Linked DNA regions of Homo sapiens: region 1 is linked to region 2. A link is an interaction called in ENCODE POLR2A ChIA-PET data of the cell type or tissue named here. Cell type or tissue: GM12878. All regions are shown on one strand. Links, peaks and the distances in the headings refer to the core of each region. The heading gives the core; the rest is flanking DNA.

Region 1 (5,381 bases), core at 290-5,289, 87 kb after region 2:
AAAGTATAATTAAAAAAAAAAAGAAGTCAAACTCTATTATGGATGACATGAACTTGTATATGGAAATCTCTAGAAACACACACACAATTTTAATGAATAAATGACTTCAGAAATGTTGCTGGGTACATGAACAATATACAAAAATCAACTGTAGACCTATATGATGGCAATAAAAATTTCAAAAATCAAATTAAAACAATTTCATTTACAATAGCATCGATGAATCAAATAGGAAGAAATATAACAAAAAAGTTATGACTTGTTACTGTAAACTACAAAACACTGTTTAAAAAATTAGATACATAGAATGATATTTTATGCTTATGGATTGGAAAACTTAACACTGTTAAGGTCAAATTGATCTGCAGATTCAACAAAATCCCTTTCAAAAATTTCAACTCAGCTGCTTTACTTCTAGAAATTGACTAGTTAATCCTAAAATTCATATGGAAATATAAGGAGCTACAAACACCAAAAACAATCTTAAAGAAAATTTTAAACAAAGTTGTTGGATTCGTGCTTCATGATTTCAAAGTGGCACAGCCAAGCTACAGTAGTAAAAACAGTATGACAGAGGCATAAAGATAGATACATACATCAATGAAATTGAACTGAAAGTCTAGAAATAAGCCCTTATATTTATGGCCAATTGATTTTTGACAAGTGTGCCAATGGAATTCAAGGAGGAAAGAATGGTCTTTACAACAAATGGTACTAGGACAACTGGATATCCACCTGCAAAAGAATGTAATTTGATTTCTACTTCACACCATATACAATTTTAATTCAAAATGAATCATAGGTCTAAAAGTAAGGTTAAAACTATAAAACTTTTAGCAGAAAACATAGGAGTACATTCTGTGTGACCTTGGATTTGGCGATGATTTATTAGAACTGACACCAAAAGCACAAGCAACAAAAGACACATCAGATAATTTGGACTTTATCACAATTTTGTAAATATTCAAAATAAATTTAAAGATTATCTTGCAGTTTCAAAAGACACCCTCAAGTATGTGTAAAGACAACACACAGAATGGGAGAAAATATTTGCAAATCACAAATCTGATAAAGCACTGTTATACAAATATATAAAGAATGCTAATAACCAGTGATAAAAAGAAATACAAGCAAATTAAATGAACAAAAACTAGATAGTTCTCCTAAAAAGATATACAGATGACCCATAAGCCTTTGAAAATGCTCAAAATTATTAATTAGGAAAATGCAAATTAAACCACAATAAAACATCACTTCACAACAACTACATTGACACGAGAGAGAGAGAGAGAGAGAGAGAGAGGGGTGAAAATATCAGAAGCTTCAATCATTGTTAATGGAATTGGAAAATGCAGCCACTTTGGAAAACAGTTTGGCAGATCCTCAAAACTGCAACAGAGTTACCATATAATTCAGCTATTTCATTCCTGAATGTATACTTAGGAGAACTGTGGTAATATTCACACACAAAAGCTAGTACACAAATGTTCATAGCAACATTTGGTATTGATCATAATACCAAAAAAAGGAAACACATCAAATGTTCAACAACTGATAAATGGAGAACCAAAATGTGGTATATTCATACAACAGATTATTATCAGCAATAAAAAGAAATGAAAAAATGTTGTAAAATAGTTGCATCATCAAAACATCACTTTAAATGAAATAAACCAAAGATTCTATTTACATGAAATGTTAAGATTCCATTTGCATGAAATGTCTATAATCAGCAAATCCACAGAGGCAGAAAGTAGATTTGTGGTCGCCAGGGCTTGGGGGAGAGGGAGGAAGGGGAATGACTGCTGTTGAGTCCAAGGTTCATTTTAGGATGATTTAAATGTTGTAAAATTATATAGCAGTGATGGTTGGACATCTCTATGAATACACTAAAAATGTTGAAGTGTATACTTGAAAGTGATGACGATCGTGGTCTGTGAATTACATCTTAACAAGCCTATAATTTAACAGAAATTTGCAGGTAGTCACTATTATTGGAATCATAACATAGAGAAGAACAATGAATAAGCTTCAAGAAACTGTGTTATGAATATGAATCTGGAACAAAGAATGAACGACGAGAACACATGGACACAGGAAGGGGAACATCACACACCGGGGCCTGTTGTGGGGTTGGGGGAGCGGGGAGGGATAGCATTAGGAGATATACCTAATGCTAAATGACGAGTTAATGGGTGCAGCATGCCAGCATGGCACATGTATACATATGTAACAAACCTGCACGTCGTGCACATGTACCCTAAAACTTAAAGTATAATCATAATAAAATTAAAAAAAAAAAAGACTGAAATACAGAGCCTGCAGCCTGAGTTCTAAGCTCCATTATATTTTGGCAGCCAATGACATACTGAACATCCAGTGGTGATTCTCCACCGTGTCTCTTCTGGACTCAAGGGTAGCCAATGATAGATACCGAACATCGGGTGGCAATTCTCTGCCGTGTCTCTTTTGGACGCAAGGGTGTGATGGGGATTTGCTGGGAACTTGTGCTTCCTCCATGGGTTAATGAGGGGCTAGTCATTTACAGACTGGTCGGGGGCAGTGCCTGACACTCAGGGGCCTGGGGCAGTAGGGAGGGTCAGATTTTGACATTTTAGGGAGTTTGGTATTGACTTGAGGTGAGAGAGGTCGCCGAGGACTGCGATGGTCGCTCTTGTATTTGAACAAAATGACTGCTGCCAAGGTGTAGGACTGATGGAGGGAGACCCTCAGTGTGGACAGCACTGCCCCAGACGCCTTGCAGCGTCACAGATGGGCACTGCTGCAGTCGCAAGGGGGTACCCACCACTGGCAGGAGCAGGAAAGGGCAAAGCAGGCAGCATCCAGGGCTCTCGTGACCAGGAGACAAGGAGAATGGAAAGGTGGTCACTGGGATTCTCGCCTGGGTGGCTCCAAAACTGGGGGCGTGGTTAACTAAGATCTGGAATTGGAGGGAAGAACCACATTTAAACATAAATGATCTTTTTAAATATAAGGATGATGATGATGACAGTGTGTGTCTGTTTTGATGCATGTCACATTAAAATCTGGGGGTCTGTGAGCCATGAAGTTGACAATTTCCAATAAGCATAAAGTGTGTTTCCTTAGCTGAGAAAATTATTTACAATAAAGGGAATGCTAATGTATGTTTCATTGCTATGTGCAAGGAAGCTGAAGTTACTGATACATAATTTCTCCCAAGGAGAATTGTGGCTTCAGTGGAGCCGAGAGATGTATCCTTGGGAAACCAGCATATTTAGATACAGCTTAAGAAACAGGTGCCCCTGAAAACACAACCTGAGCCCACTTGGAGACATGAGCAGCCTTTGACTATTTGGAGGCCCAAATAGACCTCCAGCAGCAGGGATGGGATGGGGCCCTCTGTGGAGCTTCGAGGGAGAGATATGGGCCACAGAGTGTAGATGGCTCTGTGAAGACAGGAGGTGTTTGGAGAAAATAAAGGACAAAGTGGACAGAGGGATGGAGACACAGAGAGACAGATATACAGACACACAGACAAGATAGAAGGACAGGGGACAGAGGGGCTGGTTCTTCCCCCAACTCTTTGTTCCCTCTTCTTCTTTTGCAATGAGCTAAGCCATCCTCTTAAACTATAAAATAGTTGTCACGCATCCTGCAAAACTTTTGTTCCTTAAATTATGTTAGGGTGTAATTTTCTCACATCTCAGTCTTTCCAAAGAATATTTACTCTCCTTAGAAATTAATTACAAGTCCTTTTTATAGAGACTACTCCCTAGTTGAAAAAGTATTGCTGAAAAATTATATGCTGTCATTGACTTATGACTGATCAATTGATGTCATTTGACAATTATAATTCATACCGTATTGCCACTTACAGCTAAGTGTAGTTATTTACTTAGCACTAAATTGTTTTGAAGGTTACTTAGAGCAGTACCAATTTATTGTATGGGATGGTATAATGGCATTCGATGGCATAAAATACTACATGCCTTTATCATCCTTGTTATATTTTATTACAACACTTAATTTTCCATTGAAATATGTATGACAGCAATTTTGCTGCATAAAAGAGAATTTTGTATTTTAAAAGTATGACTTTCCCTTGAGAGATAACGTAATGCCTTTGAACGCGGCAGGAGCCCTGCACGATGGCTGTACATGTGGAGGCAGCGGGTGAAGCCTCAATCCTGTCACCTGCTCCGTAAACAGGCACTCGATGGGCTGGAGCACACACGAAGCTTCTCTGCAAACTCTGGCTTCCCACTCGGATATTCAGCAGCACACGGCCATTGTTAATGAGATGCTAAATGTTCTACCCTCAGAGCTGTGCCCCTCGATGACAGAGAAGGAATAGAAAGTAAGGTTTGATTGAATGGCATTTAGTTATCCGTGTTCGCCATGTTTAAACACCTCAGGCAGGGGTGGAGGGGGCTCCCTCTTCCTTTTTACACTTTGACTTTTTGGCTTGGACACTTGTGGCTCTGTGACAGTCCTGAGTGGCTTCATTTCTGGTGACTGCCTGTGGACGTGCTCCTGCCAGGCTCACCTCAGAGGAAGCAGAGGTCGCTGAGGTGTGCAGTCACTAGAGCTGTGGATGACTTCAGCCCCCAGGGCCCAGAGTACATGTTTGCCAAAATGTGGAGGCAACATGCATGGCCCTGAACACCAACTGAGAGTAAGACGGAGACCAAGAGCAACCAGCAGGAGTTTGACCTCTGGATCGAGCCATGCCTGAAGCCTCCCCTTTTTGAACTGTCCAGTTAATGAGAGTTCATTTTGTCCCTTTTTTGCATAAGTGCGTTTTAGCTGATTTCCCTCACTCGTAACCAAAGCTTTTTGATGCAGAGATGGTACTGGATGTGGGTCTGTTCATATCACAAGCTTCAAAGGGGCAATGAGCAGAGTTAAGTGTCTCCTGGCTGGAGAGGGTTGAAGCTTTGTCATGAGGTAGGAAGACTCCTGCCAGACCTCAACCTGGCAGGTGATAGCCCGTGGGGATCCCGACAGCTATGCATTCCCAGAGAAAGGGCAGCTCAGGGGAGTTTGTGGTTTGGAGAGAAATGGTGCGTCCAGCTGATGTCAGAGGAGACAAGGACGAGCTCCAGCCCCAGTTAGGTTCCCGGAGTGCACAGCCCACACTCCTGGGTGTGAGCAGGACGGGAGCCTGGAGCCAGGGCCAGCATTCACCCACAGTTAGGTTCCGGGAGTGCGTGGCCCACACTCCTGGGTGTGAGCAGGACGGGAGCCTGGAGCCAGGGGTCCTTCCAGTCCATGACAAGGAGGCTGGGCTTGCTCTGAACAGAGCCGGAGGCCAGACTGGCTTGAATGGGGGAAGAGGAGCAGCGGCCGGAGAAGTGTGGGGGTTGGGCGGGGTCGGAGGGCTTCCGAAGGGCTGACCG
Region 2 (5,381 bases), core at 281-5,280:
TGGCTTCGAAAGTTCTGTGGAAAGATAAAATTTGTTTGGGTCTATTAGAAAACATTGTGTCTTGTTCTACATTGAGAAATTGTTCTATGAGGAAGCACGTTTCTGAAAAATTATAAAATATGTATTCATAAAATGTTATCATATAACAGTTCAAAATTGCTTACTTCCTAGGTTCCACTAAAAATTAAGGGCACTAAGATTTAAAAATTCTAATTAATGTGTGTAACTCTATATACAAAGTATGAAAAATAATGATACAATTTTTGGTATTTTTGGTAAAAAAATTACAAAAGACATGAGGGTTTTTTTTAGAAGAAGAATAATTTTGTCTAATTTGGAGGTTATTTAAAGGTTGCTTGAAAATGCAAATTTTGAAAGGAAATAGAAACAAGGCAGAAAGGAACCAGTAAATGGGACAAAAAATAAGCAAAGAAAGTTATATCTTTGGTAGGGAAAGTTGAAAAGAAAAAGAGAATAAAACTTTTTTTTATATGAGAAAATCTTGTGTGGCCAAAATTATAAGGGAAAAAAGAGTAAATTTTTATCCTAAGTTAGAATGATTGGTTGTTCCAGTATAAAAAAGAGGAAGTATAGAACGAAACTGAAGGTTTGAACAAATTCTAGAAGGTTTGAGAAAATTGCAAAAGGTTTATGGAAGATGAATTTTATGAAATACATTTTGTATGTGATCAAGTTGACTAAAAATAGAAGGAAATAATTTATAAGTCTTTCTAAAATAGAACATTAAGATCTAGGCTGGGCGTGGTGGCTCATGCCTGTAATCCCAGCACTTTGGGAGGCTGAAGAGGGCAGATCACTTGAGGTCAGGAGTTCAAGACCAGCCTGGCCAACATGGTGAAACTCCTTCTCTACTAAACATACAAAAATTAGCTGGGTGTAGTGGCGCATGCCTGTAGTCCCAGCTACTAGGGAGGCTGAGGCAGGAGAATCGCTTGAACCTGGGAGGCGGAGGTTGCAGTGAGCTGAGATTGCGCCACTGCACTCAAGCCTGGGCAACAGAGTGAGACTCTGTCTCAAAAAAAAAAAAAAGAAGAAGAAAAAAGATCTAAAGTTTGCCGACATGAAACTAGAATTTGGTCCTCTCTGTTAATACGACAAGATTTTCTTGTAGTATTGATCTACCCCTGATTAAAAAATAATCAGGGTGTTCCTTGCCTTTTTGGTAACTGTCGCAGGTGAGTGGTGACCCTCTGGGGCTGGTGGTGTGGTGAGAAGAATTTACCAAGACAGTTGCAGATAAAGAAAAGCAGATTTATTGAAGAAAGCATGAAAATACATTGCGAGAGTGCAATGGGCAAGTTAGCAGAGAGGAGCTGACTGCAAGGAGGCGAAGGCTTGGTGAGGGTTTTATAAGACAGTCTCTGTGCTGTGAGCTGAAGAGGGCTTTGACAGTGCTGATAACGCCAAGGTTGCCGTGAGCTAACTTGTAATTTTCCCATCAGTCAAGGATCTGGTGATAGCTGGAAGACTGAGTTATTTGTGCAGGAGGGTTATGTGTTCTGGACCATGAGAAAGGCAGACTTAAGGCTTATGTGCCTTCTCTTTTTGCTTCCTTCAGTCCCGCCAGCCCCACTCCCCCTCCGTAATGAGGCCTCCACAGTAACTGGCCTAGAAAAATTTATCAAGATAATGTCGTGTACTTTGCGCTGTCTTTATTAGGTTTTTGATTGCTTGGAAAAATTCTTCCTTTAAAGAGGTAGGGTTTTTTTTTTTTTTGTCTGTGTAACTTTATTTGCTTTTAAAGTATTTTAATTATCACTATAGTTAAATGGATGACTATTATTTCACAGTGACCTATTATCCTGTTTTAATTAAGTGTTTTAAACCTTTGACATTTTTGACAAGCTTTCCCAAGATCAAATTCTAAATTAAATCTTTTTATTCTTACCTTGTAAAAGAGATATATTAATTAAGTTTATTTGACATGCTAAATTATTAAATATGTGGGAAGCATTGTAAACAAGAAATGATGTTTAACCTTTTTTTTTTTTTTTTTTTTTTTCTGAGACGGAGTCTGGCTCTGTCACCCAGGCTGGAGTGCAGTGGCGCGATCTTGGCTCAGGGCAAGCTCCACCTCCCGGGTTCACGCCATTCTCCTGCCTCAGCCTCTCGAGTAGCTGGGACTACAGGTGCCCACCACCACACCCAGCTAATTTTTTTGTATTTTTAGTAGAGACGGGGTTTCACCTTGTTAGCCAGGATGGTCTCGATCTCCTGACCCCATGATCGGCTTGCCTCGGCCTCCCAAAGTGCTGGGATTACAGGAGTGAGCCACTGCGCCCGGCCTTAACCATTCTTTAAGTTATATTTGTATGGATACAGTATTAGTGTATTCCAAAATTTGTATAAAATTCTTAAATATCTGATATATCTTGGTATAATGTTATCAGTAGTAGTTCTAATTATTGTGTTAAAATGTTCTATGCTATGGAAATAACCAAAGTTCCTTGTCAATTTCTCATTATAATGAACTCTCATCAGACTTTTAACCATGACCCGTCTATGTTTTTGTCATCCATGTAAAGATCCAAATCCAAATTATTGTTTTGATGTTTCTCTAAAAGCTTTTGCAATCAACTACAGTCCAAATTGCTTCTAATGAAATGACTTTGGCAGTCCTCTTGAACTCTGATTGCTGATACCTTTAAGATCATACCGTTGGAGAAAGTAGATATTTTTGGGACTCTGTTGAAGAAACTGATGGGTTCATAAATCTGCTAACCTAGATCAAGCAGAATGAGAATTAATTACATGGGACTGAATGAATTGACGAAAAGGAATGATGGGTTTTTACAGTTTTAATTTAAAATATTTTTGGTTCTCTATTTTAATGTTTTGTTTTCCAGGTTTAAGGAAAATAGTTTTCTTAAGCTATCTATAATTTACACCAATTTGGTAAAGTATAACTTTGTGAACAAAAATTGAAACATAGGCTTCTTTCCCTACCTTATCTCTCCAAAATTTGTGAACTATTTGTGAGTATGATTATGTTTTTGGCAATACAGTCATTTGTGTAAGTTCAATAAGAGCCTGTTCTCTTCACAGCAGCATACAATGGAAAATATTGGTTATATTACCAGGTTTTGACTGGAATGCCAGGCTTAACGTTGCTCAGAAGTTGCTTCTATGAGGACGTCTCCCAGCAGCTGTCAGTGTTTCCAATGAGTCATCGCCAGCCCCTGCAATGAGCCTCTCAGGCTGGTAAGTTTTGTTTCAGAACCGCTTCCTCAAGCTTCTTTTGCCTTTAAAAGCTTCCTCTTGCCCCAGCCTCCCAGGGAATGCCTGTGGTCTGTCATGGCTCACACATCCTGGTTGATAATCCACTGCTGTTCTCCACGGAATGCCTTCATTTTGAGAGCTGCTCGCTGCCTGTTGTGGTTTCAGTTGACGGCCCACCGCTGTGTGCAGAGTTCACCAGCCGCTGTGGTGTGCAGTGCAGCAGCTGACCTGCCTGCCTTGTGGTTTTCTAATCCCATTGAGGGGACGTCTTAGGTGTTCTCACCAAGAATGCACAGCAACAGTGCTGGGTGGGCCACATCCTCCCTCACGTTTGGTGCCACCAGTTTTATAGATTTTGGCTACTGTGGGTGTGTGTGGTGGTTTTTGTTGGTGTTTACGACGCATCTTCCTGGTGCTCGAGTCTGTCGAGCACTTTTTCTTGTGTTTATTTGCCATCATTTGGCGAAGTGTTCAAATCCTTTGACCGTTGTTTCACCAAGTTGTTTTATTATGAAATTTTAGGGGTTACTTATTCTGGATCTCAGCACTTGGATAAATATTTGAGAATATTTTTTGCAGTAAGTGACATCGTTTTATGTGGATGAACAGAAGATTTTAATTTTGATAAAGTCTAATGGATATATGTGATGTTAGTGTAATTTGAATGCATACATATGTATATTTAATGCATTCTTTTATGATGATTGTGCACTTCATATGAAATGCGGCAACCTTGCCTTGCCATCCCGGAGGCCTCTGCTTCTCTGATCTGTGGGTGTCACAGGCACTTCACTTACTCACACCTTATGGCACGGTTTCTTTTGCTCTAAGCCTGCACGTGTGTTTTAAAGGTAATTTCTTCCGTTAGAGAAGTCGCGTAGGCTCACCCTGCTATTTGCCATTTCTGGAGCTCTTTATCTCCTTCTTCATATCTGCATTTCCCTCTGGAATCATTTCCATTCAGCCTGAAGAACTCTTCTGCCTGGGACTCCACCTTCTTTTCTAGCAGCTGGGCTCATTGGGAGCTCTGTCCTCTGGTGGCTCTGGCCAGGGGACGCTGGGTTTTCTCTTAGGGTTTCAGTTGGCCCGTGTGGTGCCAATGTCAACGTGTCTGTAGGCCAGAGCCAGCAATGAGCACCCCCTCGGTCTGGCCCTGAGCTCCAAGGCCCCACTCCCACGGGATCTTGCTGCCAGGACCCCACTCTCTGCATCTTGTCCAGAGTGTCGAGGAGGGCAGGGTCCAGCGGGATCTCTCGGCCCTCCCAGGGCTGAGTCTGTGCTCTGACCTTTCCTGGGAGGCACTCAGGGCCAACAGAGCAACAAGGGGCCTTTCCCTGTGGCTCCCTCCCCTCTGGAGAAAATGGGTCAGACCTGGGTTTCTCCATAGTCACTGTCCCTAAAATGAAGCCGGGCTGCCAGAGGCGGTTGCATCTCCCGGCACCAAGACCCCAGAGTCCCTGTGAGAAAGAGGACCAACGACGATGGAAGCCTTTCTCTAATGTGCGCACAGCCAGGCCGCTCCTCTGAAGGCGCTGAGCCGCCTCTAATCACAGCGCCACACTGGCCACAGGTCGCTGGGTATAGGATGAACCCAGCTGTGAATAGGATGCATTTCCTGGGAGGTTTCTGTGAAGTTACTGAACTGCCAAAAGGTAAGCAGTTTTAATTGATTTGTGAGTCTTCAATTAAGCACAGCAGAATGCTAATTAAATATTCTCTGTTCTTTAAATAGAGAATGCTTTAAATAATTCAGCACAATCTTTGCATAAATCACACCATTCAGCTGAGGTGCCTGTCAGCAGTCAAGTGATTGAGAGCACAAACTGTCCCAAAGACACAGCCCCCTTCCCCCTGGAGACGCGCACAGCCTGCAGAAGAGATGTCACCTGATGCAGCGTTGTGGTTTAAAAACTCATTATGGGAAGCATGAGGCTGGACCCAGGGGACCCTGGAGGTGATGCAGGGGCTTTGGCAGCCTGGAAGCTGTTGGAGGAGGGGCCCTTGGTGGAAGTGGGGACAGTTTGAGCCTCCGGCCTCCAATTCCCTCCCGCTGGCTTCTGGGCCGCACCTCCAGGAATCCAGCTAGACCCGCAGGGCTCTGACTCCAGACTTTATTAAATGTTTCCTCTAACGGTTCTGGC

The links. ChIA-PET counts read pairs that join two places held together with the same protein. Peaks named below come from ENCODE experiments on the same cell type or tissue, not always from the same donor. Only the 100,000 strongest peaks of a DNase experiment are listed, where the experiment ranks them.
Region 1: POLR2A ChIA-PET joins it to region 2 with 6 read pairs; 2 of 35 experiments call an interaction of 5 or more read pairs at or near these places.

What each region holds. Positions count from the first base shown.
Region 1 is chr2:242,049,949-242,055,329 of GRCh38, forward strand. All of the region lies in intron 3 of LINC01237 (long intergenic non-protein coding RNA 1237), which reads left to right. All of the region lies in intron 2 of LINC01880 (long intergenic non-protein coding RNA 1880), which reads right to left. Among named protein-coding and RNA genes, the nearest start is that of LINC01880, 31 kb to the right of the region's middle. In GM12878, for the core only: no CTCF peak of the experiment used is centred there; no DNase peak of the experiment used is centred there.
Region 2 is chr2:241,962,826-241,968,206 of GRCh38, forward strand. It overlaps LINC01237 (long intergenic non-protein coding RNA 1237), which reads left to right. Exons shown (of 4, transcript NR_110220.1): 3 at 3,102-3,222. Among named protein-coding and RNA genes, the nearest start is that of LINC01238, 5.2 kb to the right of the region's middle. RefSeq lists an enhancer at 2,951-3,458. In GM12878, for the core only: no CTCF peak of the experiment used is centred there; a DNase peak (open chromatin) is centred at 3,356; H3K4me3 peaks cover 535 bases; H3K27ac peaks cover 927 bases.